Regions from separate parts of the Homo sapiens genome. Here region 1 is linked to region 2. A link is a contact called in ENCODE Hi-C or POLR2A ChIA-PET data. All regions are on one chromosome and are shown on one strand. Each heading gives the region's core, a stretch centred on a gene start or an enhancer-like site at or near the end of the contact. The rest is flanking DNA. Distances are from core to core; before and after follow the strand shown.

Region 1 (4,385 bases), core at 1,755-4,254, 3.3 Mb after region 2:
CTCCCCCTCCTCTCTAATCCCTGATCTGCCCATCTCAGACTCTGTCCTGTGGGTCTGTCCACTGACCTCTCCTCTCTTCCCCGATATTCCATGCTTCTCTCTCCTTCTAGGACTGGCTTTCTGAAACATCTGGTGGCCTCTCTTCTGTCCCCAGTCTATTACTCTTGCCTGTGGCTCCATCCACCCTTCTCCCTTGGTCTGCCTGTCCCCCTCACTCTCCAAGCTTGGCTGTTAGTAACAATAATGACGATGATCATAACAATGACAATCACCGCCCACACAATGTGCTACCTTCATGCCAAGAACTCTACTAACCACTTTGTCCTTATTAACTGTTTCCTCCTCCCAGCACCGCTAGAAGGTAGACGCTATTAGCATGTCCATTAGCCAAGGACACACAGGCAGCAAGTGGAGGGTGAACTTGAACTTCAAGCTCCAGAATCCTGCTCCTTCCTGACCTCAGGCCCACTTCTCCCCAGCTCTGCCTGGCTGGCTGGCATTCTTTTCTGAGACAGAGTCTCGCTCCGTCGCCCAGGCTGGAGTGCAGTGGCCCAATCGCAGCTCACTGCAACCTCCGCCTCCCGGGTTCAAGCGATTCTCCTGCCTCAGCCTCCCGAGTAGCTGGGATTACAGGCACCCGCCACCACACCCAGCTAATTTTTGTATTTTTGGTAGAGACGGGGTTTCGCCATGTTGACCAGGCTGTCTTTCGATCTTGCTCTCTTTCTCTCTGGGTCTGAGGACCTTGGCCTCTTGGATCTCCGTCTCAGTCTGTCTCATACTTGCCATCTGTCTGTCCATTCGCCCATGTCTGGGATCCACCCACCCACTTCCAGGCCCTGCATCTGTCTGGGTGTCCTATCACGCCTCCTTCCTGTGTCCAAGCCTGCCTCGCTCTCTGGCTGGGGCTGTCCACCCTGCACCCTCTCCGTCTGTGGCTCCCACCCCGATGGCAGGCTGTCCACCCGCTTCTGCCCTGGGCTGGGCCACGTCCCACCTTGCAGCCCTTGCTGTTCATGGAATCCAGTGTCCTCTTCAGGGCCGGGGTGGGGGCCTCCAGCAGTTCCACCTGGGTCCTCACGCCCTGCTCCGTGTACGGCCCCACCAGGAAGTAGTTGTCGCCCCATTCGTCCCCTGTCACCTTCGCCTTCGTCTGCAGCACCGTGTAGATGCCACCCACTGTGGGCCCAAGCGTGTGAGGGCAGGCCCCGGCCGAGGTCCATAGTTCTGGGGCCTGGGGTGGGGTGGGCCGGGGATGTAGGGGGCACTCAGGCCCCAGACCTCTAGCTCAGGGGGAAGAGGGGACTGGGAGCCCATAGTTTGGAGTAGGGGTTGGAAGCTTGGATGAGGGGAACACGAGGGCTGGAGGGCAGTCCTCCTGGGTCTAAGGGAGAAGGGGGCTGGGGTCAGGACCCTGAAGGAGGAGGGGGCTCAGGCTAGACTTCTGGGTCTGAGAGAGAAGGGGCTGGGTGCCGGGACCCCTTGGTCTGAAGGAATTAGGCACTGGGGCTCTAAGGATGGCAGAGCTGAGGACTGACTACCCGGACTCAGGTTCCCGAGTTCCCAGCTCACAGGAGCTGGGTTTAAATCGCAGCCAGGCTCCAAAACCCAGTGAGGGAGACCCCCTCATGGCCAATCCAGCTTCTCACCATTGCCCAAGAGAAGCCTGCATGGTCATTCCCTGCCCCCAGGGACCTTGCTGACCTGCCTCCCAATTTCCTCTCCCTGACTAGGGACACCAGCATGCAGGGCTCTGCCTCTCCCATGACCCTATCCCAGACCCAGGAGCCCCAGCCCCCAGCCTCCTCCCATCCTGGAGCCCAGGCCCTGGCGATACCCGGCTGGGTGTTCACGGGCCCCCTCTCCTCCTGGGAGACACAGTCCCTTTCTCCTCCAAGACCCAGCAAAGCAACCCCCCAGACCCTGCTCTTTGAGGTGTGAGATTGGCTTGTTCCTGGGGATTTCAGCCCCAGCCTTCTCCAAGGCCAGAACCTCAGCTTTCTGAAGCCCAAGACACAGAAATGCAGGCTCCTAGCCCCTCCCATCCTAGGGCCCAGCCTCTGACTAACTTAGGACTTCCCAGCCTTCCCCTATTCCAGTACGCATGTGTCCCAGGCCATGGGCTCCTCTACTCCTAGGAACTAATAGCTCAGGCCCTCAGCTCCTTCAAAGCCCAGGCATTCATTACAGTCTCCAGCCCGTCCCATCTTTATTCTTAAGCAGCCAGATCCTCAGGTCCTCCCACCGCCGCTCAGGCCTCCTATCTCCCAGTCAGCTCTCTCTCAAATCTGGAGTTTTATCCCCTAGACCATGCTGTTAGGGTCATAGGTCTGAAACCCCGGCAGCTTCCCAGGTTTGCACGCAGAAATCCCATCCCCCCATCCCCTTCCCTGTTCAGGACCCAGGTATCTAGTCTCTCGGAAGCCTGCCTCCAGGACCTAGGAGTCTCATTTTAGCGCCCTCTTCCCTAGGACCCAGAACCCGGGCTTCCAGCCTCCTTTCATCTTAAGTCAAACGAACCATCCCTCTCCCACCCACCTCCGGCTTCCCAGCCCCTCCTCAAGGACACAGCCTCCTTGCCCAGGTCACAAGGGTTCCCCTAGTAGCCCCGTCCTCCTACAACTCAGAGTTCCGGGCCCCCATCCACTACTGTCCTTCTCGTCAAGGGCCCCGACGCCTGGCGTGCTCACCCTTGTTAGCCACCTCCCAGGCCACTTCGAAGAGCACTGCGTTCTCCAGGTCGAATTCATCCTCCCAGTCCTCCAGTCCTGGCAGTGAGGACATGGACAAAGTGCGGTTTAAAGGCATGGCTGGCGCAGGAAGGGGGGCTCCGGGGATCTCCAGGTAGGGACCCCGGAGGTGTCTAGGGAATGCACCAGGTAGGGTGCGGGGCCGAGTAGCTGGTGCCCGACGGGAAGCTTGCAAGACGCTCGGCTTCCTATTGCAAGACCGCACCCCTGCCCCGAAGCGTTGGGACCTAGGCAGAAGGAGGCCGCAGCGTCACTGAGCCCACTGGCGCCCCTGCAGTGAAACCTCGCAGCCGCCAGGAGGCGGTGGCCGCCCCCCCCAGCCAGCGCCATTGGCCCACGCCCGGGGGCGGGGATTTCCGCGTGTCCTCATTGGTGGAACGGGTTGGAGTCGCTGTGTCCCGGCCCCGCCTCGGCCGTGAGACCTCCAGGGGGCGGAGCTTGCCGCTGCGCTTTACGGAAACGAGTGGCCTTCAGCTCTGTCAATCTGGAGCTGGAGGCCTCAAAGTGGGGAGGAGGAGGAGGGTGGGATAAAGAGGAAAGGAGCGTGGAGGACGTGTGGTTACTCAAAGAACAGCTAAGAATTTTGCAATCGGCCTGAGCGGGGCGGTGGTGGGGCTGAGCAAAAGGAGGAGGAGCCAGGAGACATTGGGAATGGACCCAGGAGTTCCGGACGCCCGTCTTCCAGCGCAGCCTCGGTGGGAGGGCGGGGCATAAAGTCCCGCCACGCCCCCACAATATTTACATATTTATGAGGAACCATCGAGATCTTTGAAGAACCAGCTAGCCTAGAGGAGCCAGAACATCTCGCTCCTCGCGCGTTTCCGTTTCCGCTAGGACTCTGGCAGTTGGTGAGCATCATGGCAACCGTTGTAAGTGTGGGTGCATGGAGGGTGAGGAGCGAGCTAGCAGTCTCGAGTTTGAGAGAGGAGGATGCTGGAGGCCCTGACTCCTGGGTCTGAGGGAGGGGGGATCTGGGGGTTCAGACTCCTGGGTCTGAAAGAGGAGGAAGCTCGGCCACCCAGATCTGGGGGAGAAGGGGACATGGGGGCTGGACTTCTGGATCTGAGGCGGGGAGGGGGCTGGGATCCCAGAATCTCGGGTCTGGCCCCATCATGCTATAGGAACTCCAACTTTCAAAATCATCTTGGCGCAACGGCCGGTTCCGCAGTCCTTGGCGCCAGTGTGTGATGAGGAGGGTTGTAGGACCTTGCGCTTCGAGCCATTTGGGAGCCTTGGATTGTTAGTGGTGCCAATGGCACTTGAGTTCCAAGCTGGAAGCACAGGCAGGTACCTGTTCAGTGTGTCTGAGAGCGCGAGGGCGCCTAGTGAGCCTTTAGTGGGAAGAAATTGTCGAGGAACAAGAGAGTCTTAGTGGAGAGGACTGAAGGATTAGGGACCCAGAAATCGGGATCTTGTCATGCTACCGTTTTGGCCATTTTCATATTTCCAGTATTTCACACGGGCTACGTCTCAGTGTAAATGCTCAATAAATTATCACTTGAATATTTGAATGAATGAATACATGTGAATGAAGGAGAGGCCAGGAAACTTGGCCTGGCACCTGCTCAATTACCTGAATAAAGAAGCGATTTTGGCCTGGCGTGGTGGCTCATGCCTGTAATCCCAGCACTTTGG
Region 2 (4,869 bases), core at 1,168-3,667:
AAACTTCTCACCTTCCTAGGGTTACTGATCCCATTTTATAGGTGAGAAGAACCCAAAAGAAGAACCCTTGCCCAGGGCCAGGCGTGGTGGCTCACGCCTGCAATCCCAACACTTTTGGAGGTTGAAGCAGGAAGACCCCTTAAGCCTAGGAATTTGAGACCAGCCTGGGCAACAAAGTAAGACCCGCGTCTCTACAAAAATAAAAATAAAAAATTAGCCGTGTGTAATAAAAAATTAGTCCCAGCTACTTGGGAGGCTGAGGTGGGAGGATCGCCTGAGCCCAGGAGGTTGAGGCTGCAGTGAGTCATGATTGCGCCACTGCATTCCAGCCTGTCTGGGCAACAGAGCGAGACCCTGTCTTTAAAAAAATAAAAAGGCTGCGCGCAGTGGCTCACGCCTGTCATCCCAGCACTTTGGGACGCTGGGGCGGGCAGATCACCTGAGGTCGGGAGTTCAAGACCTGTCTCTACTAAAAATACAAAATTAACCAGACGTGGTGGCGCATGCCTGCAATCTCAGCTACTCGGGAGGCTGAGGCGGAGAATTGCTTGAACCCGGGAGGCGGAGGTTGCGGTGAGCCAAGATTGCACTCCGCCTGGGCAACAAGAGCGAAACTCCGCCTCAAAAACAAAACAAAACTAAACAAAAAACCATAAAAATAAATATAGGGCCAGGCGCAATGGCTCACGCCTGTTAATCCCAGCACTTTGGGAGGCCGAGGCGGGTGGATCACCTGAGGCCAGGAGTTCAAGACCAGCCTGACCAACATGCAGAAACCCTGTCTCTACTAAAACTACAAAAATTAGCCAGGGCGTGGTGGCACATGCTTGTAATCCCAACTACTCAGGAGGCTGAGGCAGGAGAATCGCTTGAACCCGGGAGGCAGAGGCTACAGTTAGCCATACCACTGCACTCCAGCCTGGGTGACAGAGGGAGACTGTCTCTAAATAAATAAATAAAAATAAATAAAAGACTTGCCTAAGGTCATATAGCAAGTAAATGGCAGAACTAATATTCTAGACTGCTTTGTTCGCTGTCTCTACTCATCACATTGTATATTTCAGTATGGAGAGAGGACTAAATTATAGTGCTGAAAGCACAGATTCTGAGCCAGGCTGCCAAGATCGGAATCCTGAGTCTAGCAATTAATGCTGGATAGCCTTGGGAAAGTTGCTTAATTTCTCTGTACTTCTGCTTCCTTTCTGTAAAATGGAGAAAATAACAGCACCTACCCCTCAGGGGTGTTATCAGAATTAAATGAGTTAATGTGTACAAACAGCTAAGGACAGGGCCAGGCATTTTGTAAAACAATAAGCGTTAGCTGTAATCCACAGTGGGGAGCCCCTACATGCTTCTGAGCTGGGGTGTGTGCCCAGATCAGTGCCAGCTTTTGAGAAAACGCCTCTGGGACTGGACTGGAAAGGAGGAAATCCATTAGCACCTGTAACCCAGTCACATTCCGGGGGCGGAGAACTTCCCACCAACAGCTCTGAGACTGAAACTTCACAGCCCAGCTCTCCCACTAATAGTAACGATTTTAATGACTCCCTTTAACCCTGTTCTCAGAGGCATGCTTGCTGTTCCCATACTACAGATAAGGGCACTGAGGCTCACAGATTTGTCCATGGCACAAAGGGGTGGAAGAATAGGGGATATGAATGCTGTACTTCTCATAGGGATAAACCATTACACTCTTCTAAATTCCACCGGGGAAGTGAGGGTGCGAAAGCCTGTCTCGATGGCCCTTTCTGGCCGTATTATCCTACAGTTCTGTGCCTGTCCAGCTTACCGGGAGTCTCTGGCGGGACTAGGGAAATTATCACTACATCCAGGCCCCTAATTTCACGCTCCTTACCCCACCCTCAGTCCTGGAGCCTAAACCCACACTCTATCCTACCACTGATTTCTCCCTCCTACCTCCTCAACTTGCCTTCCTGCCCCCAATCCGATCCAGAGGCCCCAACCCATTGCGTCCACCGTTCGCCTGTCCCTTGGAGCTTCCAGACCCCCTCACTCATCCTAACCCTGATCCTCATACCCTCGCCGCAGGTTAAGCCCCCATCGAAATCGACCCCTTCAGGGCCTCTACCTGGATGTCCAGCCCAGTCTCCAACTCGGGGCCCACTTCCCCAGCTCTGAGCCCCTTTACAATCAATTCCAAAGCTCCACTCCCACCCCACCTCCAAGACCCCTCCCCAAGCCACCATTCTTCTACTACTACCTCCGGCTCCCATTCCTCCCAGTCCTCTCCCCCAGGCAATCTCCCCTCACCCAGCCCCTTCTTTCGCCCCTGCCTCTTCCCCCTCGTCACCCGGTCCCGAACCCCCGTCCCGACTCTCCAGCGCCCCCGGCCCGCGCCTGGGCTCTCACCATCGCCGCGCGCTGCATCTCCCTCGGCTACGCGGGTTTCCCCCACTCGCTCCTCTCCAGCCTCCCCTTCCGGGTTCTCGTCCCGAAGCCCGCTGGGAATTGAAGTCCGGGCAGCCACGGACTACATCCCCCAGAAGGCAGCACGGTCAAGCTTGGAGGTGGGGTAGGAAGCAAATTAGGCGGGCGGAGGAAAAGAACGACTCGAACTCCCGGGAGACAAAGCCGGGGAGGACTTGGCAGCGCAAGCGCAGGGTGCTTCCCCGCTGGGCGCGCTGGGAGATGGAGTCTAGCCAGGAGGGCTCCATTTTTGCCCGAGGCCCTTGGGAAGGGAATTGAGAATATTGCAATAGGGTGTTGGTGAGGGGTGGAGAGTTGGGGAAGAGCAAATTTATTGATTCATTTGTGCCGATCAACACAATAGCTAACAGCTCCTTGTGCTTTTCCAAACTCCTTCCCATCCATCCCCTTCTTTTTTTTTTTTTTTTTGAGACGGAGTCTTGCTCTGTCACCCAGGCTGGAGTGCAGTGGCGCAATTTCGGCTCACTGCAACCTCCGCCTCCTGGGTTCAAGCGATTCTCCTGCCTGAGCCTCCTGAGTAGCTGGGATTACAGGAGCCCGCCACCACGCCCGGCTAGTTTTTGTATTTTTAGTAAAAACGGAGTTTCACCATGTTGGTCAGGCTGGTCTTGAACTCCTGACCTCATGATCCACCCGCCTCGGCCTCCCAAAGTGCTGGGATTACAGGCGTGAGCCACCGCGCCCGGCCCGTCCCCTCCTTTCTTACCTCCTGATTTACAAATGAGAAAATTAAGCCTTAGGAGGAAGGAAAGTCCCATACATTAGGAGTTAGTCCACATCATAGAATAGCAGCTCCACATCGCTCGAGCCCAGGAGTTCGAGGCAGTGAGCTAGTGTTACACCACCGCCCTCCATGCAGTTCAGCCTGGGCGACAGAATGAGACCCTGCTGCCTCTTAAAATAAAAGAAGGCCGGGCGCGGTGGCTCACGCCTGTAGTCACAGCACTTTGGGAGGCCGAGGCGGGCTGATCACAAGGTCAGGAGATCAAGACCATCCTGGCTAACACACTGAAACCCCATCTCTACTAAAAATACAAAAAATTAGCCGGGCTGGGTGGCGGGTGCCTGTAGTCCCAGCTACTCGGGAGGCTAAGGCAAGAGAATGGCGTGAACCCAGGAGGCGGAGCTTGCAGTGAGCCGAGATCGCGCCACTGCACTCCAGCCTGGGGGACAGAGCGAGATTCCGTCTCAAAAAAAAAAAAAAGAAGAAGAAGAAGAAGAAGCTCCAGGAGGGCAGAGATCTTTGTGTACCTTGTTCAAGCACCTAGAACAGCGTAAACATGTGTTCAGTAAATATTTATTGCATCGGAACTATATGCCAGACACCCTACAGACAACCCTGGTAGGAATTACAATCCCAAATTTATAAGGCAGAAAGAGATTAAGCCTCTTGTCGCTGGCAACACAGCCAAGAAAACGATTTGAACTGAAATGTATTGGATTTCAGGGTTTCTACTCTTGACTAGGTCGTTAGATCATCTCCCCTTAAGACGTATTTTCCAGGCTGGGTGCGGTGGCTCATGCTTATAATCTCAGCCGGGAGACTGGCTTTAGTCCAGGAGTTTAAGACCAAACTAGGCAGCAAAGTGAGACCCTCGTCTCTACCAAAAAAAAAAAAAAAAAAAGCCCAAATCTTTTATTCTTTTTCTTTCTTTTTTTTCCTTTTTTTTTTTTTTTTTTTTTTTGAGACAGAGTCTTGCTCTGTCGCCCAGGCTGGAGTGCAGTGGCGATACCAGCTCATTCAACCTCCACCTCCCAGGTTCAAATGATTCTCCTGCCTCAGCCTCTGGAGTAGTTGGGACTACAGGCGCGCCCCACCATGCCCGGCTAATTTTTGTATTTTTAGCCGAGACGGGGTTTCACCATTGTTGGCCAGGCTGGTCTGGAACTCCTGACCTCAAGTGATCCGCCCGCCTCGTCCTCCCAAGAAGGCCCAATTCAAATGGCCCTCCTCTTTGAATCCTTTCCCAACGTATTGTTCTCTGCATTAACCGAGTTCCCGTCTCACCGGATTCTCATGGTCTCGGAGGTTCTCACGGTCTTCTCGATTGTACTGGGAAGACAGTGGCTAAGTTCCCACCATCTAGCCTGGTGCTTGGCACACAGGAGGCCCTCATGAATCACGAACTGAAGGGAAAAGGTGGAAATGGGACATCATAGGGCCAGAAGGGACACAGGCGAGCTCGCTCTCTCTCTCTTCCTGAGAGTTGGCAGTTGAGGAAACCCAGCCTACTTGGGATGCAACGGCCCTGGACCACGCGGGTCGTGCAGGGGCGTGACCGCTTAAAAAGGCGGGTGGCTGAGCGGGCGCTGATTGGTCACCTAGCGGCTCACGCCGACCAAGGCCTTGTCAGAAGGCTCGAGGCCGAGCTCACGCTGTGCAAGACGACAGGGCCCTTCCCGAGGCGCGCGTGCGCACGG

Evidence for each region. A loop is a pair of places that touch in the nucleus more often than their neighbours do. ChIA-PET counts read pairs that join two places held with the same protein, here RNA polymerase II (POLR2A). Pooled maps may share reads with other maps.
Region 1: a loop to region 2 is called in a pooled map, with 6 times the contacts of the local background. The contact joins the promoter of GYS1 here to the promoter of FBXO46 in region 2. A Hi-C loop is called at or near these places in 1 of 50 pooled maps. POLR2A ChIA-PET finds 5 or more read pairs at or near these places in 2 of 52 experiments (BJ and Caco-2).

The regions. Positions count from the first base shown.
Region 1 is chr19:48,990,305-48,994,689 of GRCh38, forward strand. GYS1 (glycogen synthase 1) reads right to left here and starts at 3,005. Exons shown (of 16, transcript NM_002103.5): 1 at 2,691-3,005; 2 at 998-1,179. The coding sequence starts at 2,808. It overlaps RUVBL2 (RuvB like AAA ATPase 2), which reads left to right and starts at 3,583. Exons shown (of 15, transcript NM_006666.3): 1 at 3,583-3,619. The coding sequence starts at 3,608. RefSeq lists enhancers at 2,562-2,701, 3,392-3,481 and a silencer at 2,912-3,271.
Region 2 is chr19:45,728,479-45,733,347 of GRCh38, forward strand. It overlaps FBXO46 (F-box protein 46), which reads right to left and starts at 2,418. Exons shown (of 2, transcript NM_001080469.2): 1 at 2,371-2,418. RefSeq lists a silencer at 1,273-1,567 and enhancers at 2,416-2,525, 2,616-2,745.